2 separate regions of the Homo sapiens genome follow, and region 1 is linked to region 2. Evidence: read pairs that join two places in POLR2A ChIA-PET (ENCODE). Cell type or tissue: MCF 10A. All regions are shown on one strand. Links, peaks and the distances in the headings refer to the core of each region. The heading gives the core; the rest is flanking DNA.

Region 1 (15,603 bases), core at 390-8,389, 79 kb before region 2:
GAGCCTGGGAACAGACTCAGCCCCACCCTGGCTTCCTTTCTACCGGGCCACCAAGTCTATCTGTCCCCTCCTTTTCTACCGCCCGCATCCCTACTCGGTGCATCTCCCAGGAGAAAAGGCACCAGCAGGTTTCTCCCATAGAGGACAGTGGAAGGCCCCCCCCACCAACCCGGCCTGCGCTCACGGTCACGCAAGAGTGGGAAGCAGCTTCTGTTCCCAGCACCCTCCCTGTTGATGGGAAACGAGGGGGTGCATTAAGGACTCTGAGGAGAATAAAAATAAAATGTCAAGTTGATGTGGCCCAGAGGCAGTCAGCCACAAGCTGTGAAAAGCCTTTGAAAAGCTTATTTGGCTGAGAGAGCGGCTCAGCCAGGAAAGCCTGGGTGAGTTCCAGGAGCTGAACCACAGGTGCTGAGGGAGGGAGCCCGGGGTCAGCAGGAGCGGCCCAGGCAAGTGCTGGGGACGAGGGCGCTGGGTCCAGTCCCCACCTTCCCACTCAGGCTTGTCTCCCCTGCTTACCTGTACTGTTTGGACCCAGCGATGAAAATGCGTTCTGAAAAGGTGGGGCTGAACTCTTGGCTATTCTCACCTAAAGCAAAAGGAGTTGGATTAGCAGAGAGGAGAAAAAATAGGAATTTAGCACTTAGGGGAGAGACATTTTACAGAGATCCCCTCTGGCGCCTCTCCTTCCCCTCCTTTCCAGACAACCCCTGTCTGGCAGTCACCTCCCCACCAATGCCTCCTTCCCGCACTGTCTCTCCCCAGCTTCTCAGCTTACTGGTCAAGAGCAGACCACGGCCTCAGCCACCTGCTCTGAAATAGCCAAGCCTATATTATGGGGATCACAGGGCGCCCGCCTCACTTCCTATGAAGCTGAAGTGAGATGATCTACAGAAAATGCTCAACACAGTGCCTGGCTCATAGGAAAAACAGCTATTAGGTATTTATATATGTGTGTACATATAAGTGTGGATATATGTGTATTTTTTTAAAACAATTATTATGTCACTCTCTGTATTTTAGTTTTTATTCTCTCATCTCTCCTCAAAAACCAACCAGGAGGAAGTGGGAGACGAGGGCAGGATGTATGCGTGTGGAGAAATGACAGCATGGCTGTCCAGCTCTCCAGGTTCCACCCCAAGAAGCCTCCCGGGTTGAGGGAAGGCGTTGGAGAGAGAGGACTCCCGGCCCTACCCAGGCCTCGTGGGAGTTTCTGTCTCCAAGGGAAGCCACCATTACTAGTCATCATAAGGTATCATGAGTAGAAGAAGAAAGGACCAGACTAGGTCTCACCCTGCAGCAGCCTGCCGCCCCAGGACTGGCCCAGCAGGCTCAAGAGCACGGTGCTCATTCCTGGGGGTGGGGCCACCTCTAGGTGGAAGATGGTGAAGGCCCTACAGGCCCCAGTGGGGCTTTCCAGGAGACCTGGCCTTTCCTGTCTGGAGCCTCTCCAGACACTGGGGCTGCTCAAGGTCACAGCAGAAGGTTGATGGCCTGCTTGATGATTCTGCAGAGTCCCGAGTGCTCGTCTGTTACCTCTCTTCCCCTGCTCCAGTCACGATGGGCACAGTCTCCCCTTGCCACATCCACCATCTGTGCACTTTTACAACCCCACTTTCCATGATTCTCGGCACAGACCTCTGGTTGTGTCTCATGAGAATCTTATCTAGCAGTGACACAGACCTCTCTCCTCCATAGGGAACCCCTGGGCCCAGCTACCCACCTGCAGGCCCACCCACCTGCCCCGTGCCCACAACAACCCTAGGCCCCTACACTCAGCCTGGGCGATGATAGAGATGGCAGCTGGCCCTGCCTCGGAGCCTTCCTTGGCTGTGCCCTTGGTAATCACGTCATTCAGGATCTCCCACTTTCCGCAGAACACAGGGCTCTTCTCCACGGCCTCAAGCTTGTAGACGGAGCTCTGTTTCTTCCCCAGTGGCGGCGTCTTCTCCTTGGCTTTGGGGAGTTCCTTCTGCTGCCCCACTGCTGAGCCAGGGGCACCTGGGCAGGCCATTTCCATCACTGCCATCTCCCAGGCTTGTGCTCATCCTGAGAGAGACCAAACACAGAGCAGGTCACTTAGAATCCCAGACCTGGGAGAACACAGGTCAGCCTTGGGTTGGGGGAGAAAGGCAGGGGCAAAGGGTCTCTGCCTGTTTATGTGTGCCTCTGCCACACATACTCATCCTCCAAACATCCTCAATGGTAACAGAGTCCACCTCTCAACAGCTACACGTTCCACACGGCACAGTCCCCCGGTCCTCCCAGTACCACAACATAAACAGCCTCCTTCACTGTGTCCAGCAAGGATGCCAGCCCACTCCCTCTAGGAGAGCTGTGGCACAAATGTCTGGGTTGGCTCTTTCTTGCCTTTATGATGGCTCGATCTTTTTCTGTTGTTTTATGGCAAACTTTGTTTCCCCAGGACAGGGTGGTGAATCCCAGACTCCAAAACCATGGCCTCACTGACCCCACATAAGCCTTTGGAGAGGACCTGTTGGCACACACCATCCACAGCGACTTTTCTCCAAGTGGAGAGAAGCAAGGTTCTATTCTGTTCCCTAGTAGGAGGTAGATATCTGTGTGTGTGTGTGTGTGTGTGTGTCCTACAAAGTCTAAAACTCAGCATGCAAATGGTGCTCAGCACGTGGTTCCTTGCCCAATGCGTCTGTTTGTGGCTCTCCAGAAGGAACTAACATGCTTCCTCCTCTAATGTCCAAACTCATTGGCTGAAAACTTCTAGGTATCATTTTTCATTCAGGCAACATCAGGAGTAGAATTTATATTCAAGGCCCTAACACGAACCTATACCTCTAGAAATAAAGAATAAAGCATAAGAATTCACGTCTCTCTGGGTTCTGTCTTGCCCAGCCCTAGGAAGCTGCAAAGAAGAGCAACCCAGAGTTGCCAACAATCTGTGCAAACAGCCTGCAGACTGGAATTGGCAAAAAAGAGAAGAGCACTGATTTGAGACTGTTACCATTTGGAAACCTTTTTAAAGGCTGGGAGTTTTTAAAGGGCAGGGCCCCTCTCAGGCATGACTTGCTTTAGAAACAGCCTGAGAAGGTCCCAAATGCAGACAGATTTTTAATAACTGCTCTCTGATGGTAGGTTTGTCTTAAAGCTGCTACCAGCAGAAATCATCTTCCTTGCTATAACTCTGTGAACCCTGGATCACTTCTCTGCTTCTGGGGCAGACAGGTACACCATCTGAAGCTGAACTCTAAGGCCTCTGGCCTTTTGCCCTGTGAGGCCTGAGGACTGAATGAGATGGTGGGAAGCTGAGGTACTAGGTTGAAGCATTCCTCCTTCTGAATCTGCCTCACTGGTCTTCCCACCTCGATGGCTATGAAAGGCTCTGCCAGCTTGGCTGGCGGGTGTGGTGGGGTTTGTTGTTCACTATTGATTAGTTCCTTGCATCTCTGTCTTTAAGGGTCTCCTAGCTCTGAACTTGGAGCAGCTCCAGCTTCCTGCAAGGATGCCTGGATTTGGTACCAAACGCCAGATGCTGAGGAGGCTGAATGGGTGGCCTCACTGTTACCTGAGGATCTTAAGAAGTCTGAGGGGGCCGGACATGGTGGCCCATGCCTGTAATCCCACCACTTTGGGAGGCTGAGGCAGAAGGATTACTTGAGCCCAGGAGTTCAAGATCAGCCTGGGCAACATGGTGGAACCCTGTCTCTACAAAAAAATACAAAAAATTAGCTGGGGTAGCTGGCCTGTAGTCCCAGCTACTCTAGAGGCTGCGGTGGGAGGAATGCTTGAGCCCAGGAGGTTGAGGCTGCAGTGAGCTGAGATTGCACCATTGCATTCTCCAGCCTGAGTGACAGAATAAGACCCTGTCTCTAAAAGAAAAAAAAAGTCTAAGGGGTGTTCTGACATCCAATTAGGCAAAAGCCCTTCAAGGCTGGCTATGCTTCTTGTAACTGTACTTTCATCCCACCTCACACCTCCCCACCCCACTCTACCTCCAAAAAAGAAACTGACCTAAGCCCAGAGCCGATCCCACTGTTCTCAGCCTCTTTACCAGGGGAAATGAGATCTTAAGAACAGACCAAAAAGTCTCCAAACCTAACAGCAGTAGGGAATGCTCACAGGGAGCTCGATGTGAGCGTGACCTCCTCATTTCTATTTGAAGAAGCTGAGGCCTAATTCAGTGGAGACTTGCCCAAGGTCACCCAACCCACGTGTGACAGGACATGGCCAGGATCCAGACCCTAGGTTCTTTAGGCTATGATGCCCACTCCCCAAGCTCCTGGGTTACAGGCAAATGCAGGAGGGCACACTAAGGTCCTCCCTGGTCAACAGGCTCCTGAGGGAAGAGGTGGGGCCCTGCACACAGTGCCTCCCCAGTGTATAGCACAGGGGCCACAGACCACGCAACTGACGCTGGCTGAACGAGGGACTCAAAGGACAAAGATTGCTTTTCCATAACCTTTGGAGACAGGATGATCCCGAATGCTGAGGAGGAAGAGAGAGTCCTGCCTGATGAATGAGAAAAATGAGGCCAGGTGGTGCAGTTGCTGCTCTGAGGGGCACGTGGCTATTAGAGATCTGGCTGTGTGGGGGCTCTGATAGCCTGTCTCCGCCTGGCATGGCCCAACGGAGGCTTCTGGATAGGTCATCCTGAGCTAGAACTCCTCCAGAGGGGGTGCAGGGCATCCCGAGTCCCAGAGTTGTCCTTTCATATTGGTGTTAGGTAGGCAGCTGTCCAGCGCCCCTCTGTGAGCACACCAGGCTCCCCTCTTCCCAGAGAAGTGGAAGCTGAGGCTGAGGCAGCCACGCTCAGAGACTCCTTTGCAGTTCCCCGATGACTCATCCAACAGCCTGGCAGGCAGACAGTAACAAGGAGGCTGTTGAGAAGCTGACCCAGCAGATGGCAGCTGAACTTGTGAAGGACATGGGGAAAACAGGCTGACCCTCACCTCTCAGGGGCACAAATCACGGCCTGGGAGCTGTAAAGCTCCTCCTGTGGCTGGCTTTTCTGTGCCACATCACCATGACTCAGACCCTCACCGACAGCCTCCAAGTTCAAGAGGCTATTCTTGGGACACTTTGGCCTGACAGTGGCTCTCCCCAAACACCACCTCCCACACAGACACACATGCACACACACACATGCACACACAGACACACACACATACGGATGCACTTGCTCCCTCCCTCCTTTCCTAATTCTATCTGGACTCTGGTCTACAAAAATCATGGTTCTGTACTAAGTCCAGGACTACTGGCCAGGGGGCCTTCCCAGCCCTGGACTTTGGTCTCTGGCTGTCACCCCAGCTCATGGCCCTAACACTTTGCCCCTTCTCCCTCCTGCAGCGTGTGGGGAGGACGAAGTGGGAGCCAGTTATGTCTCTGCCTTTGAAGGCAAGTCAAACTCCTGATTCATTCCTCAGCCTAGACACTCTCCTCAGCTTATTCACGCCCCAAAGGCATTGGGCCCTCTACTCTCTGCATAAGAGTTGAGGACACGAGCAGTGGCAACAGCCAAACCCACATGGCTCACCCATAAGCCCAAGAAATCAGAAGAGGAAAGGAAAGGAGCAGAATTCACTCCATATTCTTTGAGGCCTGATGCACAGACACTGTTGGTTCTTTCTTCTGTGATGCCTCAGTGACCTCCTGGAGAAGCCTGGGGGATAGGAATGATCTGGACAGTACCAGATCAACCTCTGGGCATAGCTGTATGAGGAGTTCTTAATCTAGGTTCAAGGATGGATTCAGGGAGAAAAATGTAATTTGCATTTTTCCAGGGAAGACTTGGTCCATAGCTTTCAACAGATTCTCCAAGGATCTGCCATTCCCCAGAAGGTTCCTCTAGTCTCCCTAGAAAATCAGGGCCGGGCTAAATGCCTGATTCTGGCTCTATTCTTCCACTCCGAGGAAAAGCTCTCCAATGCAGCAGTTTCCAATCTGACCACAGATTAGAATAACCAGATAAGTTCTTTAAATGCATTCCTCCTAGGCCTGCTGAACCAGTCACTGGGCATTAGGCCCAGAATCTGTACTTTTGACAAGTTCTCTGGATGATTCTGATGCCAAAGGGCCAGAGACTGCCACCTGACCCCTGCTCTGTACTCAAGGCGACACTGTCCAAAATGGTAGCCACTAGCAACATGTGGCTATTTACATTTAATTAAAATGAGGTAAAATTTTAAAATCATTTCCTTGTTACACTAGCTACCATACTCAACAGTGCAGACAGAGAACATGTCCAGCATTGCAGAAAGTTCTATTGGACAGTGCTGTTCTGAGGTGATGAGAGCGGTGTTTTCTCTGACAGTAAAATTTCTGTTCCTAGGATTCTGGGGCAGGAATGGGGTTTACAGTAAACAAATTTTTGATTCACTGGAAGATACAAAAACAATGTTTTAAATGTTAATCTTCACAGATGATAACCTTTTTAGAATATATCATATTTCATTCAGTTCCCTGTTTTAGCAAGTACAACATAGTAAAAATTCCAGACTGGGAACCAGAAGCTATGGGTTCTAGCCTTAACAATTTTTTTTTTTTTAAGAAGAGCAGTGGGACCATTTTTGTCAAATGAAATCATACCTCATCTCCCAATAACTAAAAGAACCAGATGCATGCAACTGGCATGTAACTCACATTTGAACCCGCTGCCCTGGCTGAAGGAGCTCCACATGCTCAGTGTCCCTTCATCCACCGAGGACCTCTACAAAATCCCTAGTTCTCCAAGAAAAGAGTTTGGAAACCAGCGGCCTAGGAAATCTTTTGAGGTTCCTTCTAGTTCTGAGAATGTAGCCCATCTGTCAGGATTCTTTGAGGGCTGGACAACTCCAACTCAGAATACTAACTGTCGATACTTACAAAGTACCTACTGTCATCTCATTTTCAGACATGAAGATATGGCTTAGGGAAGTGTAGTAGCACACCAAAAGTTACGCAGTTGCAGGTTGCAGAGGTGGGGTTGAACCTAGACTGCTGCCTCCTAAGCCGACATCTAAACCTTGAGCTAGCCACTTCTTTTAACTTCTCTGAGTTTCTTCTCTTAGCTCCTTCAGAGCTGTTTTGAAGACCGAATGAAGACGAGTACATGAAATGCCAATCAGGTTGCCTGGCCAACAGAAGAGGCTAAATGAATGTTCATTCCCTTGTCTGTCACCAGGCTACTAAAAGCCATCACTGAGAAGATGGGACTTCTCTGTTTCAGCACCATATAGCCAAGGTATCTTGAGCCTTACCTAGTTCATGCAATGCTTGGAGCCTTGATTCTCCATACACGAAAGGGAAATAAAACTCTGTCTTACAGGGCCAGCTTGAAAATGTCTACAAGGGGCCAAGGCAAATCCCTCTCATGACTATTTCATCTGGAAGTAAAAACTTGTCCTTCTCTGAATGCCCAGAGGGGATAAATAGCAGAAGTAGAATGACTCAACTTCCTTAATAAGATATTGGTTGAAAACCAATCTTCTCCCAACTTCCTCTTTTAAGTCTTCAGCTTGCCTGGCCACCAGGCCACAATAGGCAAACCTCTGCCTACTCAAAGTGCGGGGCTGGGCTGGGTGCGGTGGCTCACGCCTGTAATCTCAGCACTTTGGGAGGCCAAGGCAGGAGGATCACTTGAGACCAGCAGTTTGACACCAGCCTGGACAACATAGTGAGACTTCATCTCTACAAAAAATTAAAAAATTAGCCAGGCATGGTGGCACACGCCTGTAGTCCTAGCTACTTGGGAGCCTGAAGCAGGAGGGTTGCTTGAGCCTGCAGTGAGCCATGACTGCACCACCGCACTCCAGTCTGGGCAACAGAGCAAGACCCCATCTCAAAAGGAAAAATAAAGAAAGAAAGAAAAGGAGGGGAAAAAAAAAGAGGGAACCAAGGGCAAGTATCAGGCAGAGCAAGCTGGCCTGGCAAAACAGCCATCTGGCGAGGCAGACTCAGAAGTCCCCATACATGCTCATCCTGACTCCCCTTTCTACCCTTTCTGCCCTTCCTACAGCCCTTCCCCCAGTTTGTTCCAGACTGATTCCTTCACTTGCCCGAGCAGGGCAGCACTGGGCAAGCCTCTGATTCTCTTCTTCTGCCCACCCTGTTCCTCCCATAGGGAGTGGCTGCTTGCCTTCCTCCCTTATCAATGTCTGCCCAGATCTCACCTATCCTTTAAGGCCTATCTACTCAATGAAGCCTTTTATGGTAGGCTTCTGCATCCACCCTATAAACATTCAATGAGTGTCTCCCAAGTGCCAGGGAATGTAATAGCCACTACCGTCCATAAATGTCTTCTGTGTATGGGGCACTGTGCCAGGAACTCTATCTGCCTTGTTAATGCATTCCACACCAACCCTGCAAGGTTGGCAATATTATCTCCAATTTTACAGATGAAGAAATTAAGGCTTAGAGAGGTACATTACCTACAGGAATAAATGAGGCTCAATTTATACAGTTAGAGCATCCAACATGGAGTTAGGGCTCAAGCCAGGACACTCTTGGCCCATTCTCTTAGGACCCAAGGATCTCTAGTTCCTTCCTAGAATAAAATCTGGTTGGCAGAGGCATCTAGAACATCCAGGAACTGAGCAGTATTACTACCCATGTGGATATTACTACCCCTAGCATCTGCCCATCTACTGTTGGTAATAATTCCTTAGCCCAGGTAGACAGGAAGCAGACGAAGATCCCTTACTGATGAGGGGTCTTGTCAAGTCAGGGCTGAATCAGCCATCAATTTGTCAGACTTTTAGTTCAGTTACGCCACTAAATCCTGTTATGTTATGTGTTATGACTTAACTTGATGGTTTTAACAGGTCGTTTCATTTTCTTGAAACAATCAAACAAATGCACATCTAATACACACATACACAAACAGGAGTTCTAGGTAAGGTGGCACTGCCTTCACTGAAAGAACCACTGAAGGATGTACTTTGCAAAGAAAAAAGTAAATAGGAAAAAGAAACAATGGTAGGCACAGGAACTCAAACAATATGTTGGTCAATTTAATTAACAGTTGAATATGAGAAATTGGTTTAAATCTTTTTTTTTTTTTTTTTTTTTGAGATGGAGTCTTGCTCTGTCGCCCAGGCTAGAGTGCAGTGGCACAATCTTGGCTCACTGCAACCTCAGCATTCTGGTTCAAGTGATTCTCCTGCCTCAGCCTCCTGAGTAGCTGGGATTACAGGCATGTGCCACCACATCTGGCTAATTTTTGTATTTTTAGTAGAGATGGGATTTCCCCATGTTGGCCAGGCTGGTCTCGAACTCCTGACCTCAGGTGATCTGCCTGCCTTGGCCTCCTAAAGTGCTGGGATTACAGGCATGAGCCACCATGTCTGGCCAGTTTAAATCGTTTTAAAACATGAAAATCTAGACACCAACAATAAGGAAGATGGGTGAAATGGGTTGTTCAATGGGTAAAAAGTAACATGATCCTTGCCTTTTTGGGGACTTTATGTACAACAACTTTTAAATTTTATTAGAAAAAATTACAGTTAGTATGTATGTTGATTTAAGAGTAATGACTAAAATAATAGAAATACAATTCAGACCAGAAGAATAAAGGAGGAAAAATAGAAAATGCTGTCAATCTGATACAAGGCAAGGCAAGGAGGAAAAAAGAAGCAAAAAGGACAATAAATATAAAATAAAAACACAAGATGGCAGAAATAAGGCAAAATATTAGCATGTCATTAACCACAGTACATGTGAGTAGATTACAAAACAGCAAACCAGATTGGATTTTAAAAGATCCAGCTAGATGCTGACTAAAAGAAACAAAACAAAATTATCCAGAAAAGTTGGAAATAAAGACATAGAAAGAGATGTGCCAGGCCAATATTAACCACAAAGAAGTAATATTCGTATCAGACAAAATACTTAAGACAAAAAGATATAATCACTTCTAGGCACCCGATAAAGAGCCTCCAAATCCAATGACTGGAGGCAGGCTGAGGCTTTATGTTGAGTAAGGTCTTGGCCCCAGAGTGTCCTGTCTAGCTGCAGAGCAAGGATCTTATGCGTGGCAGTTCCTGGGCATGTACTAGGTCTGCTGGGTGTTGGGCCCCGTGCTGAGTGCTGGCAGTACACTGAGGAAGAAGACACTGTCCCTTGAGGATCTTACAGTCTACTGGGGGAAACAGACAAGAAGTCAGAAGAGTTCAGTACAATACAGGGATGCAATGACAGAGATAGACACACAGCAGATGTGACGGGAACACAGAGCGACACCTAGTCCAGCCCAGGAGGTGATGCCTGAGCTGAGTCTGAAGCAGTGAGCAAGACCTGCCCAAGAAAAAGGAGAGGGTGTTCTGGGTAGAGGGGATGGCAAAAGGTAAGGCACAGAGGTGAGTCAATGCAGCAATCACCAGCAGCTTGAAGTTGTCAGTGAGTAAAGCGTAAGTCAGGCAGTCCCAGGAGAGGAGGCTGCAGATGAAGTTCAGCTATCAGACCATGGACACACGCTTGATCCTCATATACCCCCAGGGTTTAAATTCTCAGATGAGTGAGCGGGGTATAATTCCACATTCCTCCCAGACTCTTGGGGGTAAAGTTCCAGATGGCAGAAGCTGCAGAGTAGGGGCAGATGGCACTGGCCAGGCACAGTGCCTCATTCCTGTAATCCCAGCATTTTGGGAGGCTGAGGCAAGAGGATCACTTGAGCCTGGGAGTTTGAGATCAGCATGTATAACATAACAAGACTGTGTCTTTATGAAAATAAAAAAAAAGAAAAAAGAAAAGAAAATCCTGCCATTGGTACAGAACCCCCACCCTGGCCTGGGCTAACAATCTGACAAGTGACAGGCTTCTGAAAGGCTTGCTTCACTCTCTCCCTCAGGCGGAGAAGGAGAATGGCCATGTGATCCCTGGGACATAGAAACAGATGTCTGAGGAAGGAGGAAGGGGCCTTACTGGGGCCTGCACTCAGGCACTGTGAGTGAAACGCAGCTGGAGGAACCTCAGAACTGGACTCATTGGCCTGCTTGAGGCCTGCTTCCCAGGAGAGTAATTTCTGAATAAGCATTTCCCATTAAGGAGGATATGAAATGTGAAGGTACATTAATCATTAAAATCTTACAGATCAATTATTAAAAAGAAACAAATCTGACATGCCCTCAAAAACTCAGTCTCGGCCAGGCATGGTGGCTCACGCCTGTAATCCCAGCACTTTCGGAGGCCGAGGCAGGTGGATCAGTTGAGGTCAGGAGTTCAAGACCAGCCTGGGCAACATAGTGAAACCCTGTCTCTACTAAAAATACAAAAATTAGCCAGGCATGGTGGCGCGTGCCTGTAATCCCAGCTACTCAGGAGGCTGAGATGAGAGAATTGCTTGAACCTAGAGGTGGAGGTTGCAGTGAGCCGAGATCGCGCCACTGCACTCCAGCCTGGGCAACAGAGCGAGACTCCATCTCAAAAAAACAAAACTCAGTCTTGCTGCCAATCCCACAGGTCAAACTGCAGGGTAAATACAATTTATGGGGTAAAGTTTCTGACTGTCCTGCAATTACCACCACATGCCTGATGATGGCTGGCCGGCCCTAGCCGTGCAGAAACTACTGTCTATAAGGCCCCTTCAGATGTTTAGGGCAATTCCCTCGCATCTATTCTATTGGCATTGGTCTTACCCACTTCCAGCTTCTCTCTGACCTCCCACCCTGGCGCTGAGCTAATCTTGAAACATCGTGTACTTAAGACAACCTCAAGCTCAAAGACATCTGCTGGCTCTGCACTGCTTATGGGCTCAGTCTCAGCTCTGTGGTCCATAATCTTTTTGGCCATTGTTTCCCCAAACATAGGGTTTGGCTTTGGCCAGTCTGATCTCTCTACAACCCCTTGGCTACTCAACTCTCCAGGTCCCATGTGTGCCATGCTGTTGTGTGGGCCACCCCATACATCCTGCTTGTCCTTCAAAGGCAAGGCTCAGCCTCTACCCAGGAAGTTCCTCCCATCAGCTCCACTGTACAACGGCCTCCTTTTCTGCCTGCCCACAGCACCTTGTCTCCTCTATCCTCATCCTCCTCCTGGTCCTGACACCCCCACTCCCTTTTACTCATTCAATGAAACAATGTAGATGAAGGAACTCTGGGAACAATAAAGCATCATAGCAAGTGAAGATACCCACTTTTTGTGTGCACAACTCACAGAATTGCAATCTAAGTAGGGAACAAATTAAAAAAAACAGAAAAAAGCATAATCAAAAATGTTTAGGGCTGAGCATGGTGGCTTATGCCTGTAATACCAGCACTTTGGGAGGCCAAGGCAGGAGGATTGCTTGAGTCCAGGAGTTTGAGACCAGCCTGGGCAATATAGTGAGACCCCATCTTTACAAAAAAATACAAAACTTAGCTGAGCATAGTCACACGTGTCTGTAGTTCTAGCTACTCAGGAGGCTGAGGTGGAAGGATTGCTTTAGTCTAGGAGTGCAAGGTTGCAGTGAGCCATGATTACGCCACTGCACTCCAGCCTGGACAACAGAATGAGATCCTGTTTCAAAAAAAAAAAAAAAGCCGGGTGCCATGGCTCACGCCTGTAATCCCAACACTTTGGGAGGCCGAGGCAGGCAGATCACCTGAGGTCAGGAGTTTGAGACCAGCCTGACCAACACAGAGAAACCCCGTCTCTACTAAAAATACAAAATTAGCCAGGCATGGTGGCACATGCCTGTAATCCCAGCTACTCAGGAGACTGAGGCAGGAGAATCGCTTGAACCTGGGAGGCGGAGGTTGCAGTGAGCTAAGATCATGCCATTGCATTCCAGCCTGGGCAACAAGAGCGAAACTCCATCTCAAGAAAAAAAAAAAGTTCACAGTATTTCTATAACAGTAAAAAAACTGGAACAAAAAAGTCTAATTACAGGGGAAGGATAATTATTAAATAAATCATGGAACATCCATTAAAAATGTTTATAAATCATTTTAACAATATGGAAAAATGGGATATTAAATTAGTAGAAAGAGGATACAGAAGCATATCTAAAATACGACCCTATATACATGTGTCGGTATATTACAATGATATTTATAAAAATGCAGATACCTAGGACATATAGCAATGGTTCTCTTTTGGTGGTGGGCTTATGGATGATTTAATATTTCTTTTTATACCTTTCTAATTTTTCCACTTTTTCAGTGAGCACATATTAGTTTTCTCAGTTCTCTTTTTTTTTTTTTTTTTGAGATGCAGTCTCACTCTGTCACCTTGGCTGGACTGCAGTGACACGATCTCAGCTCACTGTAACCTCTGCCTCCCAGGCTTAAGTGATCCTCCCATTTCAGTCTCCCAAGTAGCTGGGACAGGTGCGTGCCACCACGCTTGGCTAATTTTTTGTATTTTTGGTAGAGACAGGGTTTTGCCATGGTGCCCAGGCTGGTCTTGAACTCTTGAGCTCATGAGATTCACCTGCTTCAGCCTCCCAGAGTGCTGGCATTACAGGCATGAGCCACTGCGCCCGACCTTGGTTCTCATTTTTAACAGATAATGTTTCTAAGTGGTTAAAAAAAAAAATACAGAAGGGGTGCCATTGAAAAGCATGAGTCCTTCCCTCCATTCCTATAAGGGGATCCCCGTTAACAGTTTCTTGTATCTCCCTCTACTGATTTTCTCTGTAGGTATTACTTTTATTCATTTTTATTATTGTTATTATTTTTATGAGATGGAGTCTCACTCTATTGCCCAGGCTGGAGTGCAACGGTGCGATCTTGGCTTACTGCAACTTCCGCCTCTTGGGTTCAAGAAATTCTCCTGCCTCAGCCTCCTGAGCAGCTGGGATTACAGGCGCCTGCCACCACACCCGGCTAATTTTTCTATTTTTAGTAGAGACCGGGTTTCACCATGTTGGCCAGGCTGGTCTCAAACTCCTGACCTCAAGTGATCTGCCTGCCTTGGCCTCCCAAAGTGCTGCGATTACAGGCATGAGCCACTGTGCCCGGCCAAGTATTACTTTTTAATCATGAAAACAACTAAAAAAGAATCTCTTGGCATGGGATGAGAATTTAGGAAGCATTAGGTCCACACTTGAGATTGGGGCTTTATAAATATGTGATGAGCTGGTTTCTCCAACCGTGTGCGCGCACATGCACACACATGCAAGCACAAACCCATGTGTGGGCAGGAAACTTCACCAGAAAGTCTGTGGCTCTTCTGTTCTGCTCACTGAGTTCTGGCAGCTGGGCCGCAAAACAGAAGGCTGGAGATGGGCAAGCTTGTCCTTCCTGGTTTTGGTTTTCATTTCATTCCCTCCCTTGTTCTCTGCTGAGGACTGAGAGTTTTATCAGTTGTGACTCAAGAAATAGGAAGGTGCTCAGAAGATGCGGACTGTTTCCTGCTTTGATTTATCGAATGGCAAATGCATGCGTGGTTACAGGCCCGTGCTAGTGCTGGATGGACCACATGCCCCTGGGCAAGAGTGGCCCCCCAGAGTGAAAAACAGCAGAAGTGGACCAGGGAGAAAAAAACCAGCCCTTCCTCCACTGCTTGCGCAAAGGGGTGGGAATCGCAGGGTTAGTCCTAGTCTGGGAAACCCAAGGGAGGACAGTTTTCCTAGCTAGCCTCTCCTGCCTTTCTTATATGTGATCTTTAACCTTGCTTAAAAATTTTTTTTCAGGCCAGGTGCAGTGGCTCATGACTGTAATCCCATCACCTTGGGAGGCCGAGGTGGGTGGATCACTTGAGGTCAGGAGTTCAAGACCAGCCTGGCCAACATGGGGAAATCTCGTCTCTACTAAAAATACAAAAATTAGCTGGGTGTGGTGGTGGGCACCTGTAATCCCAGCTACTTTGGAGGCTAACGCAGGAGAATCACTTGAGCCCAGGAGGTAGAGGTTGTAATGAGCCGAGATTGCACCACTGCACCCCAGCTTGGGCAACAGAGTGAGACTCCATCTCAAAAATTTTTTTCCAATACCAAAATAATTGTTCATTGTAAAAATGTAAACAAAACAAAATTGTATATAGAAAAAAAATCCCGGCACCGTCCCGTCCTCTCTGCAACATAAAAAACACTTAAGTTTCATGTAAATCCTTCTAGTTCCAATTACTATACATATATAAACATATAGTTTGGGACTTTTTTTTTTTTTTGTATTTTTAGTAGAGACGGGGTTTCACCGTGTTAGCTAGGATGGTCTTGATCTCCTGACCTCGTGATCCAGCCGCCTCGGCCTCCCAAAGTGCTGGGATTACAGGCGTGAGCCACCGTGCCTGGCCTAGTTTGGGACTATTTTTAAAAGAAACATGGATTATACACATGTAATGTCATACAAATTGTATCTTTCACTTAAGATACTATGAATACTATTCCATCTCAGCACATTTAGATTTATTTCTTTTCTTTTCTTTTTTTTTTTTTTTTTTTTGAGACGGAGTCTCGCTCTGTCGCCCAGGCTGGAGCGCAGCAGCCCATTCTTGGCTCACTGCAACCTCCGTCTCCCGAGTTCAAGTGATCCTCCTGCCTCAACCTTCCGAGTTACAGGCGTCAGCCACCACATCCGGCTAATTTTTGTATTTTTAGTAGAGACGGGGTTTCACCATGTTGGTCAGGCTGGTCTTGAACTCCTGACCTCAAACAATCCACCCGCCTTGGCCTCCCAAAGTACTGGGATTACAGGTGTGAGCCACCATGGTTGACCTCTAATTCATTCTTTT
Region 2 (15,603 bases), core at 3,576-11,575:
ATATAAAAATTAGCTGGGCGTGGTGGCGGGCGCTATAATCCCAGCTACTCAGGAGGCTGAGGCAGGAGAATCACTTGAACCTGGGAGGTGGAGGTTTTAGTGAGCCAAGATTGCACCACTGCATTCCAGCCTGGGCGACAAAGTGAGACTCAGTCCAGTCTCAAAACAAAACAAAACACCAAAACACAACAACAAAAACACCACAAGCTCCCAGAGGCAGGTGGGAGAACACCAAGGGTCTTCATCAGCCCCCTGGGGAGCAGGAGCCCCTTGCCCAGCCTCCCATCCCAGGTTCCCCTCTGCCCTGCATCAAACTTCTCCCTGTTGCTGGTTTCTAGAGCTGTTCCCTCTCTGGCACAGCCCCTCTGTCTCCACCCCGCAGCAGCCGGCTTCCAGAAGCTAAAGCTCAGACACCACTGGCCCCTCCCCAGATGCAACCAAGTACCTGGAAGTCTCCCCACGCCTCACATTGTCTTTGCTTCACATTGTCTTTCAGATGAGTCCCTGGGGATGCGGAGCTCTTGCGATTCTGCCATCTGATCCTGCAATACAGGAAATCACCACTTTCTGGCCTCTGCTGACTGGAGAGCCAGTGTGGCAGGCAGGAAGCTCCAGTCTGGGCTGTCCACTGCCAGGTCAGGTCTGGGGAGAAGGTGGAGAGTCCCAGGCCCGAGATGGGCTCCTGGTTGGGGTGGGGAGGGCCAGGACAGCCAGCGTGTTCACTCCTCCCACAGACGGTTCTACAAACCCTCGTGGAAACTTTCTGTGCGGCTGGCCCTGTGCTTGGTGCTGTGGGAGCACAAAGGCAAGAGATCATGGCACCTGACTTCCAGGAGCCTCCATCCTGCAGGTCCAAGTAGGACATTAGCTGCAGAGAAACAGAGCAAAGGAATAAATAGCAGTCAGGGATTTTTCACTTGCAAGTGACGTGAACCCAGGGCCAGAGTAAGATCTATAGAGAGGCTGGGCGCGGTGGCTCACGTCTGTAATCCCAGCACTTTGAGAGGCTGAGGTGGGCGGATCACTTGAGGTCAGGAGTTTGAGACCAGCCTGGCCAACATGGTGAAACCCTGTCTCTATTAAAAATACAAAAATTAGCTGGGTGTGGTGGCATGCGCCTGTAATCCCAGCTACCCAGGACGCTGAGGCAGGAAAATCACCTGAACCTGGGAGGCGGAGGTTGCAGTGAGATCACACCACTGTACTCCAGCCTGGGCGACAGAGGGTGACTCTGTCTCAAAAAACAACAACAAAACAAAAAAAAAAAAAAAAAGGGAAAGAAAGAAAGAAAGAAAGAATGAACCAGCATGGCACATGTATACATATGTAACTAACCTGCACATTGTGCACATGTACCCTAAAACTTAAAGTATAATAATAATAAATAAATTAAAAAAAGAAAGAAAGAAAGAAGAAAGAAAGAGAGAGAAAGAAAGGAAGAAAGAAAGAAGGAAAGAAAGAAAGAAAGGAAGAAAGAAAGAAAGAAAGGAAGGAAGGAAGGAAGGAAGGAAGAAAGAAAGAAAGAAAGAAAGAAAGAAAGAAAGAAAGAAAGAAAGAAAGAAAGAAAGAGGAAAAAAGCCCTGATATAGCTCTGGCTGTGACTGAGTCACAGCCCCATACCTGAACTGATCCCATAGCAAGCACAGGGTTCAGAAGTGGAGGGGGTAGGAGAAAAGATGGGCTACTCCGACTTCGAGGCCTGGGCCTTATGAGCCTCTCTGGATCCTGGGAGTGGAATCAGCTTCTTCTGGACCACATGTCTGAAGGTGGGCGACAGATATTTCTCATGGAATATTGGAGTGTTTTGATCAGAAGGAGGAAGGATGCTGGGTAGGGTCACAACCAAGGTCTGCTGCTGGTGGGAGAATGGAATACGCCCTCAGAGAAGTATGAACCAAGGGCTGTGGGAATTCAGAAGAGGGAGATGTCATGTCCAGCTGAGGGGGTCAAGGAAGGCTTCATGGAGGAGGAGGCATCTGGGCTGGGCCTTGAAGGATGACCAGAGTTTGGGCATTGGATCTCTTAGGATGGGAGGAAAGGGCATTGTGGGCATAGGGAACAATGTGAGCAGAAACCTGGATGTAAGCCAGAGAGAAGCAGGGGCTGAAGCCAGATGAAGGAAAGGCCTCGAATGCCAAGCTAAGGGGCATGGATTGAATTTGTGGAGCCAAGGATGGGATCATCAGATCTGAGCCCCTGGAAACGCATACTACCCACTCAGGGGCCCGGCTCCCCACCCCCACCCCTGGCCTGCTCTGGGTGCCCACAGATCCCTTTTCCTTTCGTTGAGCTCAGACAAGTCTGGAGTTTTCCAATAGAAATGCTTACTCAGAAATGGAAGAAAAGTGAAAACAGAAAGTGTGATTACAGACCTTAGCTTTCTCCTGCCAAAGTAGACAAGCTTGGTACCTGTGACAGTCCCTCTTCTCTGGGCTGAACCTGCCCTCTCCCCTCTGCCTGCTGAGCCCCAGGAGAGGCGGGGGCTGTGCTGGGGGTAGACAGCGTGCTCTCCCTGTGGGACCCTCAGGCTCTCCAGGGTCCATTCCTGCCCTGCCCTGAATAGTACTTTCTCTGCAGCTGCCCTGGCTCAGGGCAAGGGGGGGCACCCCCAATTCTCACCCCCTAAATTCCTCCCCGACCCTGGAGCCACACTGCTCTTATTATGTCACCAGGAGGTTTTTCCAAGACGTCTGCTAAGAATCAGGTGAAAATCAGCTGAAGGCTGAGTCTGCGCCAGTTCTCAGCCCCTGAAGGGTGGGTAGGGCCATGTCCCAGTCAAAGGTGTGGACTGTGGATTCCACCTCTGTTGCTAAGATGGGACAGAGAAGTCCCATAGCCTCCCGGAGCCTCAGTTTTCTCTTCTGCAATAGAGAACTAATAAGCTCCAGCTCGTAGGATTTGTTGGAGGATTAAACAGTATCCCAGAAGTCACTTACAGGCATGGGACATGTCTGCAGTACGTGGTGACAATGAGGATGATGAAGAAGAAGATAATGGAGATGAAGGAACCACCAGGAGGGGAGACATGGACCAGCAGGGTCTTTTACTTTGGATTGCTCTGAGGTGACACCAGGTGTGTGTGAGTCCACATTGACAGGCTGGGCAGATGGATGGGCGGGGGGTCAGGACGCAGCATGGGGGCTGAGGGCAGCACCATCCCGAACCACACTCCTGGGCTCTGAGCTCGCCTCACGCTGCTGGACTCAGGAGAACCTCAGCATGAACACTCATCATGTCCTCTAGCCTGGAGCTTCCCAAATTAAGGAAGGGGTGGCCTCTGGGTCATTCCAGAAAGCCCTGTGATTCAGACCGTGCCGATGTTACCCTGGGTGGACTCCCTCAGCCTCAGCCTCCCTCATCAGTTAGGGGATCCCAATCAGACTTTTTGGAGGTCAGAGGCTGCCAGGAAAGAGGGCTTTTAACAAGGTTTCTACAAACCTTGAGATTGCTAGAAAGGGCCTGATGGACGGGGTGGGGCAGGCGGGGAGAGGGGGGAGGGGGAGGAAGGCTCAGGTCAGGGGTCACCAGGCCTTAATGATCCCTCTCAGCAAACTAACTTGAGGATGTATTCCAATTGTATTTGCTTATTTATGTCAGGAACATAAACTATTGCATTAATATATTATGCCTATTATAAAAATACGTATAAAACGAAAATTTTAAGAGATATCAATAGGAAACAAGTTAAACAAATGACGTCCCATGCATACAATCAACTATGACTGACCTATTTTTTAAAATGATGTCTTATAACTCGATAATAAGAAGACAAACAACTAAATGTAAAGATGGACAAAACAACCCAGGCGTGGTGGCTCATGTCTGTAATCCCAGCACTTTGGGAGGCCGAGACAAGTGGATTGCTTGAGGCTAGGAGTTTGAGACCAGCCTGGGCAACATGGTGAAACCCCATCTCTACTAAAATTACAAAAACTAGCCAGGTGTGCTGGCAGGCGCCTGTAATCCCAGCTACTTAGGAGGCTGATGCAGGAGAATCGCTTGAACCCAGGTGGCAGAGGTTGTGGTGAGTCAAGGTTGTGCCACTACCCTCCAGCCTGGGCAACAGAGCAAGACTCCCCCACCGCCACCACAAAACTCCCGCTGCAAAAAAAAAAAAAAGATGAAAGACTCTAATAGACATTTTTTTCAAAGAAAATATATGGGCTGGCATGGCTCAGGATATTGTGACACATGCCTGTAATCCCAGCACTTCAGGAGCCGAGGCAGGAGGATTGCTTGAGGCCAGGAGTTTGAGACCAGCCTGGTCAACATAGCAAAACCCCATCTCTACAAAAAAAAAAAAAAATTAGCCGATATAGTGGTGTGTATCTATAGTCCCAGCTACTCAGGAGGCTGAGGCAGGAGGATCTTTTGGGCTCAGAAGCTCAAGGCTGCAGTGAGCTATGATTGTGCCACTGCACTCCAGCCTGGGTGACAGAGGAAAACCCTCTCTCTCCTAACAATAATAAAAAAGAATGGTTAATAAGCACACAAAAATGTTCAATTTCAATTTGTTATTTGAAAAATGCAAATTAAAACCACAATGAGATACCATTTCAAACCCACCAGGATGGCTATAATCAAAAAGACAGATAATAATAACAAGTGTGGTGGAGAATGTAGAGAAAGTGGAAGCCTCATACATTGCTGTTGGGAATGTAACATGATGCAGCCACTTTGGAAAACAGCTTGGCAGTTGCTTAAAAAGTTAAACAGAAACTACCCAAGAGAAGTAAAAATGTGGCCACACAAAGACCTGAATGCTCATAGCAGCATTGTACATTTTAAAAACCCTGTAAATCATCCAAATATGCAAAAGCTGGTAACTGGATAAACAAAATGTGAAATATCCATTCAGTGTAATACTACTCAGCAATAAAAAGGAACAAACTGGCCGAGCGCAGTGGCTCACATTCGTAATCTCAGCACTTCGGGAGGTCGAGGCAGGTGAATCACCTGAGGCCAGGAGTTTGAGACTAGCCTGGCCAACATGGTGAAACACCATCTCTACTAAAAATACAAAAATTAGCCGGGAGTGGTGGCGCACGCCTGTCGTCCCAACTACTCAGGAGGCTGAGGCACAAGAATCGATTGAACCTGGGAGGTGGAGGTTACAGTGAGCCGAGATCGCACCACTGCACTCCAGCCTTGGCGACAGAGTGAGACTCGGTATCAAAAAAACAAAAAACAAAAAGCAAAAAAGGAACAAACTTCTTAAATGAGCTACGACATAGATGAACTTCAAAAATATTATGCTCAGTAAAAGAAGCTAGACACAAAAGACCACATATTGTGTGCTTCCATTTATATGAAATTTCCAGAAAACACAAATCTGTAGAGAAAGCAAATCTGTCATTGCTGGAGCTGGGATGGCTGTGAGGATTCACTGCAGATGGATCCAACAGGACTTTGGGGGATGATGGCAATGTTATAAAACTGGCTTGTGGTGATAGCTGCCCAACTCTATACATTTAAAAAAAAACTGTTGAATAGTACATTTACAATGGATGTGTTTTATGTAAATTATATCATATCTCAATGAAGTTGTTAAAAAAAAAATGAGGAAGCTTGTTAGGTACTGGTTTAGAAAGGTCTCCAAGATTTTTTTTTTCTTTTTGAGACAGAGTGTTGCTCTGTCACCCAGGCTGGAGTGCAGTGGCATGAACTCTGCTTACTGCAACCTCTGCCTCCCAGGTTCAAGAAGCGATTATCCTGCCTTAGCCTCCCCAGTAGCTGGGATTACAGGCATCTGCCACCATGCCCAGCTAACTTTTGTATTTTTAGTAGAGACGGGGTTTCAACATGTTTGTCAGGCTGGTCTCGAACTCCTGACCTCAGGTGATCCACCTGTTTCGGCCTTCCAAAGTGTTAGGATTACAGGTGTGAGCCACCACGCTTGGCCTCCAAGGTGTATTTTTAAATGGAAAAACAAAGCACAGAATACGCTACCATTGGTTTTTTTTTTTTTTTTGGTGTTTTTTTTGTTTGTTTGTTTTTGTTTTTTTTGTGATGGAGTTTCGCTCTTTTGCCCAGGCTGGAGTGAAGTGGCACAATCTCGGCTCACTGCAACCTCCACCTCCCAGTTCAAGCGATTCTCCTGCCTCAGCCTCCGGAGTAGCTGGTATTATCGGTGCCTGCCACCACGCCCGGCTAATTTTTCTTTTTCTTTTTCTTTTTTTTTTTTGTGAGACAGAGTCTTACTCTGTCACCCATGCTGGAGTGCAGTGGCGCTATCTGCTCACTGCAAGCTCCGCCTCCCGGGTTCATGCCATTCTCCTGCCTCAGCCTCCTGAATAGCTGGGACTACAGGCACCTGCCACCACGCCCAGCTAATTTTTTTGTATTTTTTAGTAGAGACAGGGTTTCGCCATGTTGGCCAGGCTGGTCTCGAACTCCTGACCTCAAGTGATCTGCCTGCCTCGGCCTCCCAAAGTGCTGGGATTACAGGTGTGAGCCACCGTGCCCAGCCCCACTGTTTTTTTTTAAAGAGGAACAGGTGTGTATATATAGACTATTATGCAGATTTATATTTATATGTTTATACTTACACATGCCTATATGGATTTGCACAGACGCTCTGGAAGGATACACGAAAACTGGTGAGACTAGGTGTTTTGGGTGAAGGAAGTGGATGGCTTGCAGGCCAGGACTGGGAGAGTGACTTTTGTACCTTTAAATTTTTTCTTTTTAATTTTGGTAAAACACACATAACAAAGTTTACCATCTTAGCTATTTTTTAAGTGTACAGTTGAGTGGTGCTAAGTACATTCGCCTTTTGGTACAACCATCACCACCATCCATTTCCAGAGCTCTTTTCATCTTGCGAAACTGAAACTCTGTACCCGTAAAAGAACTCCACTTCCCCTCTCCCTAGGTTCCTGGCACCCCCGTTTCTCTGTGAAGAAGCCTGCTCCAGACACCTCATATAGTGGAATCACACAGTATTCGTATTTCTGTGACAAGCTGATTTCACGGAGCACAATGTCCTCAAGGTTCACCCATGTTGTAGCATGTGACAGAAGCGCCTTCCCTTTTAAGGCTGAATAATATATGCGTGGGCCACATTTTGTTTATCCATTCATCTCTCCATAGATATTTGGGTTGCTTCCACCTTTTGGCCAATGTGAATAATGCTGCTATGAACATGGGTGTACAAATATCTCTTCCAGATCTTTATATCTTTATTTTATTTTATTTGTCGAGACGGGGGGTCTCCCTCTGTCGCCCAGACTGCCCTCCAACTCCTGGTCTCAGGCAATCCTCCTGCCTCAGCCTCCCAGCGTGCCGGGGTTACAGGCGTGTGAGGCACCGCTCCCGGCCGCTTTACATTTTTAAAGCATATGAAGGTACTACCTATTTGAAAATAAATTTAAACGTAAAAGGAAGAAATACAAATAAATACAAATGGAAGGTGTACAGTTTCTTCCCATATCCCCTACCAAGGTCCCAGCGGGTGGGTCCCCCGCAGGGCAGCAGCCGGCTCGCCCGCGCAGGGGGTCCCTGCTGAGTCACGCGCAGCGGCTCAGCCCGGAGGTGCCCTCGCCTGCCCGCCGCCCACCCGCTCCCCGCCGATTGGCGAGGCCGCATTCCTGCGCGCTGCCCGCGGCCGTCCGGGTGACTCACGGTGCAGGCAGCTCAGGAACGCCCGCTCGCGGGATGAGGCTGCGGCTCGCCCGGCCACGTCCTGAGGCCTGCAGCCGCTGGTTTTCCTATTTGGAAACTCCTTAGACGTCTCCGCTTCCAACAAGCTGGTCTCCTCCCTGGCCCCCAGCAGGCAGGGAAGCCTGCGGAGGAAGCGCCCTCTCTCTCTGTGCGGGGATTCTCAGGCCTGATCTCCTAAGGAACCACGTTCTCCTCTCCTCAATTCCAGATTCCCCAAATGCCTGAAAACCGAGCTTACAGGATGGCGAAATCTGACCTGAACCAACCTGAGATTAAGTTGCAGTTTCACTTATCTGGCTGCACGTGAATACTTACATGTTTGCTGATGGAAAAAAAAAGAAAAAGAAAAAAAAAGTACATGTTTGATTACAAGAATGCGGTCCCAGGTACCCTGAGGGTGCCATTCTATACACGCACCAAATTGTTTCTAAAATCTAAAGAATTCTGAATTCCAAAGCACATCTGGCCCCAAGGTTTTAAGTAAGAAACTGTGGGTCTGTGTTATACCCATTTTACAGAGCAGCCCGGGCTCAGAGAGGTCAAGTCACAGCCGGAAACAAGCCAGTGGGTCTAAGCCCGAGTTCCTGTCTTCCTCACGGGGCTGCACACAAGGCTCTGCCTACCCTGTCTGTCCCACTCCCTCTCCTGTCCTTCCTCTGGGAAGCTCTCCTTGTCCACTACAGCCAAAGACATCATCCTTCTTGGCAAACGACCTTTCCCCTCCTGGGTCACAGAGCCAATGCCTACCACTTACAGGCAGTTGTTGGGAGACAAGAAATCTCAAGTGACTAAGCCCAGACTCAGGGCTCCAGCTCCCCAGGCCCTAGCCTTGGTTTGGCCACTTTTCAGCTGTGTGACCTTGGGTAGGTTACCTAGCCCTTCTGTGCCTCAGTTCCCGCATCCATAAAGGGGCATAATAATGATACCCCCAGCCAGGCGTGGTGGCTCACGCTTGTAATCCCAACATTTTGGGAGGCCAAGGCGGGAGGATCACTTGAGGTCAGGAGTTTGAGACCAGCCTGGCCAACATGGTGAAACTCCGTCTCTACTAAAAATACAAAAATTAGCCGGGTATGGTGGTGCGTGCCTGTAATCCCAGCTACTCTGGAGGCTGAGACAGGAGAATCACTTGAACCTGGGAGGCAGAGGTTCCAGTGAGCCAAGACTGTGACATTGCACTCCAGCCTGGGCGACAGAGTGAGACTCCGTCTCAAAAAAAAAAAAAAAAAAAAAATGAAGGAGGCCTCAGCCCACCCCAAGCCACCCACATTCTCTCCCCATTTCGCTAGTGAATGGAGCAAGTTGGGAGGTGGTAGGTCTAGCTGCGGTGAGGCCCAGACAGGTCATGGTGGATCCGGGCTGACCCTACCCTCATCTTTAAGAACACCTCCTGGGCATTCGTCCGGCCAGCCGACTGCTTTTGGGAGCTAAGAGAAAGAGCTTGAGGTGAATAATCTTTCTGGTGATGCTGGGAGAGCAGAGGACCTTCAAGATCACCTGACCTGACATTTGGTGGATGAGAAAACTGAGTACTCAGGAGGGAAGTGACCTATGAAAGTCACAAAAATCTTTCCTGGTGCAGCGGCTACCAAAAGCCAGTCCAGAGTCCCTGCCCCACCCCCACCCCTACCCCCTGGGTATGGTGTTAGAGGAGAAGGACCCAGTGAATTCAGGACCTGGGAGTTCACAGCCCTCCCCTTACCCAGCTGGGAATCCCCACTGGGAGCGGGGGTCATCTGGGAGGCCTCCTTTCTCCCACATCCCCCACGCAAGTTTCAGTGTGTTTCAGGCCCTGGGCTGGGGCCACCAGGCCTCTGTCTGCCTCCCTGAACAGGAGAGCCACTGAACGTCAACCTCAAACGAATGAGAAAGCTGGCCTTGAACAAGTTTCACTTCCCAAGGGCTGTGGTGGCTACAATCTGGGCAGCGGCATCCCCAGTGCTCTCTTGCCAGCTCCTTGCAAAACCCCGCCCGGCTCACTGAATGCAGGACCCTCCTTCTCCCTTCTCCCTGGCCCCAGGGACTGATCCAGGCCCCCAGCAGGGGAGAAGGGGCCTCCTGAGCATGTACCTCTCCAGCCCATAGAGCCCCCCTTCCAACCCAGCAGTTCCCCAGCCTCTGCCTGCGCAAGCTGGGGTGTCCATGCCAGATAGGACAACACTTTGACCTTCCCAGCATGTCTCCTCTCTGTTCCATCCCCATCCACACATCCACCGCCTTAGCAGAGACCCTCTCCTCTCTTTCCCTGCAGCCTGGCAGCGTGTGGAGTCCTAGTGTGTAGACTTTGTCATCAGACACCCCACGTTCACCTTCTGATGCCACCACTCCTAGCTGTTTGGCAGTTCTAAATGTCTGCAAATTATCTGGCACTCCTCCCGTCAAGAACTGAAGTCTGGCCAGGCACAGTGCTCACTCCTGTAATCCCAGCACTTTGGGAGGCCGAGGCGGGCAGATCACTTGAGGTCAGGAGTTTGAGACCAGCCTGGCCAACATGTCGAAACCCCATCTCAACTAAAAATACAAAAACCAGCTGGGTGTGGTAGCGTGTGCCTGTAATCCCAGCTACTTGGGAGGCTGAGGTAGGAGAATCACTTGAACCTGGGAGGCGGAGATTGCAGTGAGCCAAGATCACGCCATTCTACTCCAGCCTGGGTAACAGTGAGACTTCGTCTCAAAAAAAAAAAAAAAAAAGAAAAGAAACTGAAGTCTGTGTCTTTTCTCCTCAAAGCCGGCACAAGACCTTTTCTCCTGGGTCTCTCTGGCTCTTCAATCCCAAACCCTTTGCTTTTTATAAGCCCTCAGACTCCCTCAGGGCGGTCAGCATTTGTGGAGTCATCTTATTTATTTATTTTGTGGATTTGGCAGTTACATGGGAGTTGTATTTCTATTTTAGTCAGTATCTTTAGATATTTCATTTTAGGAAGACATTTATTTATTTATTCATTTATATTATTTATTGATTGATTTTTCTTTTTGTTGTTGTTTTCGTTTTTGTTTTTTGAGACAGTCTCGCTCTGTTGCCCAGGCTGGAGTGCAGTGGTACGATCTCGGCTCACTGCAACCCCTGCCTCCTGGGTTCAAGCAATTCTCCTGCCTCAGCCTCCTGAGTAGCTGGGATTACAGGTGTGCACCACCACGACTGGCTAATTTTTGTACTTTTGAGAGATGGGGTTTTGCTACTTTGGCCAGGCTGGCCTTGAACTCCTGACTTCAAGTGATCTGCCCACCTTGGCCTCCCAAAGTGCTGGGGTTATAGGGGTGAGCCACTGTGCCTGGCCTATTTATATTTATTTTGAGACAGGGTCTTGTTCTGTTACCCAGGCTAGAGTGCAGTAGCAGGATCACAGCTCACTGCAGCCTGGAACTCCTGGGCTCAAGCGATCCTCCCATCTCAGCCTCTGGAGTTGCTGGGACTACAGGTGTATGTAACCATATCCAGCTAATTTTTTAAATTTTTTTTGTAGAGATTGGGGGGTGTCTCACTATGTTACCCAGGCTGGTCTTGAACTTCTGAACTCAAGTGATCCTCTTGCCTCAGCCTCCCAAAGTGCTGGGATTACAGGCGAGAGCCACTGCGCCTGGTGGTCTGTGATGTTAAACCACGTCAGCTCTTTTTACTATTTAGCTCTCTCCCCTATCCCCCCCCATTAGAGTGTGAGCTCCATGAAGGCAGGGAGGTTTCTTTGCATTGTAATCTGCTGCATCCTCAATGCCTACAACAGTGCCTAGCACATAATAGGTGCTTAATAAACATTCCTTGAATGCATAAGTGAATGGATGCATAACGTGCCCACTACTGTGGGGCCAAAACCAGCTGTAGACTGGGCACTGCTCTCTCCTCTGTGAAATGGAAGCTGTGGCACTGCCTACCCATCAGGGGTGTGGTGAGGTCACTGGAAAGGGTGACCTAATACGTTGCTAATGCTCAGATGGGGATTGCTGGGAGTGTTGCCTTTCTCAGTTGTCACAGGGCCACTAGGCGAGTCCCTCCATCTGGAAAGACAAATCCAGGCTTCCTGTTGCCCCTGGCCCAGACTCCATGAAGACACAAAACCTGTGAGCTTCCTTAGAGATCCCATACTCCCTCCCTGTTTGTACTCCAATTCCAGCTCTGGCCCACTGATCACTTGTTGAAATCCTGGAGTTTCAGGACCAGGCTTCATCCCCTTTATCCCAGGGTCTATCCCCCCTCCTGCCCAGCGCTGGAGAATGGACAATGAGTTGTTCAGAGCGTCCATTGAGATCACCTGATGAAAGAAAGAAAGAAAGGAAGGAAAGAAAGGACAGGAAAGGAAAAGAAAAAGAAAAAGCCAAGACGATGGATCACACAGCCAATGTCTTCCCATTTCCTGCCCAGAAGGTAGGAATCTCATGCTGAGCCTATCAGGACAAAGGAAATGCTGACGTTAAACAGGCCCCACCTGCACACACAGACAAGGTAGCGGTGGCCCTCTGGGAGGCACCTGCTTTCTCTTCAAACAGAGCAGAGAATGAGGGGGTCCTGGTGGCTAATACAGAGCCCCAGGCTCCCCCAACCCTCCTGACGGTTGAAGAGCAGTTTCTGTGCCGTTAGGTGGCACCTCTCTGGTGCCTGCAGAGATTATCTACAAAGGAGCAGGGCTGAAGGGATGGGGCCTGCCCCCTGTGCCTTTCAGCTGTTTACACCTGGCTCTGCCCCAGAGTGTAGAGGAAGGGAGTGAACTGGGGGAGACTAGTGTTGTTGGCCTGGAAAGACCTAGGCAAAACTCAATTTGAGCAGTTTAGGGGTTAAAGGCCGTCCTAGAAAAGCTAGCCTCTGCTAACAGCTAGTTAACTTTGCACCCTCCTTGGGACCCTCCCTCCCTCCAGTGTTATCCTCCCACCATCCCCACATCCTTATCTTACCCCCACCTCTCACTCCTGGCCCTGGGGGGAAGCGTCCCAGCAGCCCTGTTCAGAGGAAGCACCTCGTTGCCAGGACGTGGAGGTAGGCCAATTCCAAACCCTTCTTCCTTCAACCCTTGGCTGCTGCTGCTTTTTTTTTTTTTTTTTTTTTAGAGGCAGGGTCTTGTTCTGTCACCCAGGCTGGAGTGCAGTGGGGTGATCAAAGCTCACTGCAGCCTTGAACTCCTGGGCTCAAGCAATCCTCCTACCTCAGCCTCCTGCATAGCTAGGACTACAGGCACATGCCACCAGACTCACCTAATTTTTTTCTTGAGGTGGAGTCTCGCCGTGTCGCCCAGGCTGGCGTGCAATGGTACAATCTTGGCTCACTGCAACCTCCACCTCCCGGATTCAAGCGATTCTCCTGCCTCAGCCTCCCGAGTAGCTGGGACTACAGGCGTGTGTCACCATGCCTGGCTAATTTTTGTATTCTTAGTAGAGACAGGGTTTCACCGTGTTAGCCAGGATGGTCCTGATCTCCTAATCTCGTGATCCGCCCGCCTCAGCCTCCCAAAGTGCTGGGATTACAGGCGGGAGCCACCACGCCCGGCTACAGCTAATTTTTAAACCATGTGTAGAGACGGGGTTCTTACTATGTTGCTAAGGCTGGTCTTCAACTTCTGCCTCAAGGGATCTTTCCACCTCCGCCTCTCAAAGTGCCTGGATTACAGGTGTAAGCCACCTCGCCCAGCCCCTCGGTTCCTCTGAACACACCAACCACCCATGCCCCTGCCAGTGCTGGTGCCCCCCACCTCCCAGCCACTCCCCCTCACTGGGGCACCTTTAGCTCCTGGCTCACTGCCTGTGGTCCACCCAGCCTCATTCAAAATGACTCTAACATCCACACGGTGCCTCGTCTGCATCCTGACCTCCTCGCCTCCAGACATTACTTTCTCCACTGCACCCAGCTGTCCACTCCCACCGTCACATCCTACACCTTGTCCTCTTTTCTCACAGCACCATCCCTGAATTTTTACCCTGACCACACCTCTTATCCTTCCAGTTCTCTTTCTCTGGGGCAGGTTCCTTCTAAAGTTCTACTTTCTCTCCGGCCATCCAACCCCCCCTTCTTTCCCTCCTTTTCCACCTTGGGGTCCCTGGTCTACCATGTTGATTATTGTCTTGCAACAGCCCCAGCTCTTGTTTCTTGCTCCCCTTGTCGTCTTCAGCTGGCAGAACCTCACTGTGGCAAAGCCAACTGTGCACTTTTCCCCCGGCTGCACCAGGGAAGCCGAAGTTGCTGAGCCTATCTCATAGCCAGGCTGCCTGATGGTGCACATTAACCTGAAATGCACGCATGGCACTGCCTGGAAGCTGTTCCACTTTCTTGCCGGACACTGTCAGAGCTGATCGAATGTAAGAGGTGAAAGAGAGAAGGGATGCAGAAATTAGAAATTTCTGGCTGGGGCAATAGAGTTCTAGTAGTACCATTTTCTGAAATGATGGGGAGAAAGCGGTTTGGAAGAGAAATAATGGCTTCCGCAGTTGGTTCCACAGTTTTACCTCCTACATAGACCCTAAGCTAATGCCAGTCTTTCTGCATCCTCTAACTCTAGCTTGGCCCCATGATCTTGTTAAAATGTCAACCAGAATGCATCCCTCACCTTTGTAGAGGCTTTCTGTGGATTTGCATCTCACTGCAGAATTAATCCAGATGTCTACAAGCCTTTCCCAGTCTGGCTGCTGGCTCCTACCTCAAACCTTCCACTTCCCACTTCACCCCCATCAAACATTCCCATTCTCCGTAGACACCGACCACCTTCCTCTCCTCCTCCAGTGCCTGAGCACTGTCCCACCCAGGACCTTTGTACCTGCCGTGTTCCCTGCCTGTCAATGATTGCACAAATAAAGGGATGTGTGGATGGATGGATCCCTTTCTCTAGGGATGCTGGTACTGGATGGAAAATCACTCTGGAAACTGCCTCATGCTGCACATGGTAGGTGTTTTGCCCTGGCACCACACCTGACACACAGTAAGTGCTAAATAAGTGCTGATAAATGAACTTGTGTCACACGAGGCGGGATTTAGGGTGTGTAGGAAGTGTACACAAAGAGCCAGGGGCAGTGGGGTCTCAGAATAGGAAGGGGGTGAGGGAGGGTGAGGGCTCCCACTGCCCGGCCCTGCCCTGCCTGCTGGGCACTCCATCCTCCGACTGTCTACTCCAACTGCATCCCATCCCCCTCACACATCCTGCTGGTTCCCTGTGCCAGGCCTCTGCTCACCAAGGACCTCCATCCTAGAATGCCTTCAGAAGGGCCAGCTTTCACGGAGCCCTCCCAAGCTAGCTCAGCAATTGCCTGATTCCTTTGCAGTTGTTGATTAAACAGCTACTGTATGTTCACCATGGTCCTGAGCATTCATAATTGGGGAAACAGCTGAGGACAAGATGGAGGGCCCTGCCCTCATGCAGCTCACATTCTAGTGGGACAGAGCAAACTCACCAGAAATCAAAACGTCAACCTCCTCCAGGAAGCCTTCCCTACCCTTGTCCCCAAATCTCTGGTCTCCCTCAGGCCCTATGCCCCTCCCCCACGACACGCACCATCCTGTACTGTGAATTTCTCTCTGTATCTGACTCCGCGTGGGAGATAAGAAGACAGGGTTCTTGCCGTTTCCATCTTATTCTGACCAGCACAAGGCCAGCACTTGGTGGTAACTGTACCTGTGGGTTGACTTCCACCGGTGGAAAAGGTGGGGCTGAGGGACGGGCATGGCCACAGCCAGGGGCTGTGTAAGTGCCTGCATATTTGGGGAGAGCAAGGAGTGCAGGGGAGCGGGGTGAAGTGAGATGCTCATTGTCTCGCCAGATCTTGGAGGGCAGCACAGGTTTCAAAGGGGTTCTATGGCAATTTTCTTGTTAAAGGAATATGGCCCAATTTATCAAACCACAAAGGGAACTGTGAACTCAGTCACACGCAAAGTCATATCAAAACAAGGTGCCCCTTTCTTCCCCCTGCACCTGCTGATTACTTATAAAAGTTTAAAATAAAGCGCCGAGTGTGGTGGCTCAAGCCTGT

The links. Peaks named below come from ENCODE experiments on the same cell type or tissue, not always from the same donor. Only the 100,000 strongest peaks of a DNase experiment are listed, where the experiment ranks them.
Region 1: POLR2A ChIA-PET joins it to region 2 with 38 read pairs; 20 of 35 experiments call an interaction of 5 or more read pairs at or near these places.

What each region holds. Positions count from the first base shown.
Region 1 is chr17:45,288,717-45,304,319 of GRCh38, forward strand. MAP3K14 (mitogen-activated protein kinase kinase kinase 14) reads right to left here. Exons shown (of 16, transcript NM_003954.5): 2 at 1,774-2,049; 3 at 520-589. The coding sequence starts at 2,029. Among named protein-coding and RNA genes, the nearest start is that of MAP3K14, 21 kb to the right of the region's middle. RefSeq lists silencers at 1,755-1,958, 4,767-5,061, 11,243-11,292 and enhancers at 4,767-5,061, 6,971-7,030, 10,323-10,472, 14,213-14,262. In MCF 10A, for the core only: no CTCF peak of the experiment used is centred there; DNase peaks (open chromatin) are centred at 4,945, 5,985 and 7,395.
Region 2 is chr17:45,364,239-45,379,841 of GRCh38, forward strand. LOC105371796 (a long non-coding RNA gene) reads right to left here and starts at 2,284. Exons shown (of 3, transcript XR_934786.3): 1 at 1,621-2,284; 2 at 446-542. RefSeq lists enhancers at 6,981-8,180, 7,130-7,778, 7,525-7,819, 7,779-8,428, 9,087-9,659 and 2 more. In MCF 10A, for the core only: no CTCF peak of the experiment used is centred there; DNase peaks (open chromatin) are centred at 7,063 and 7,743.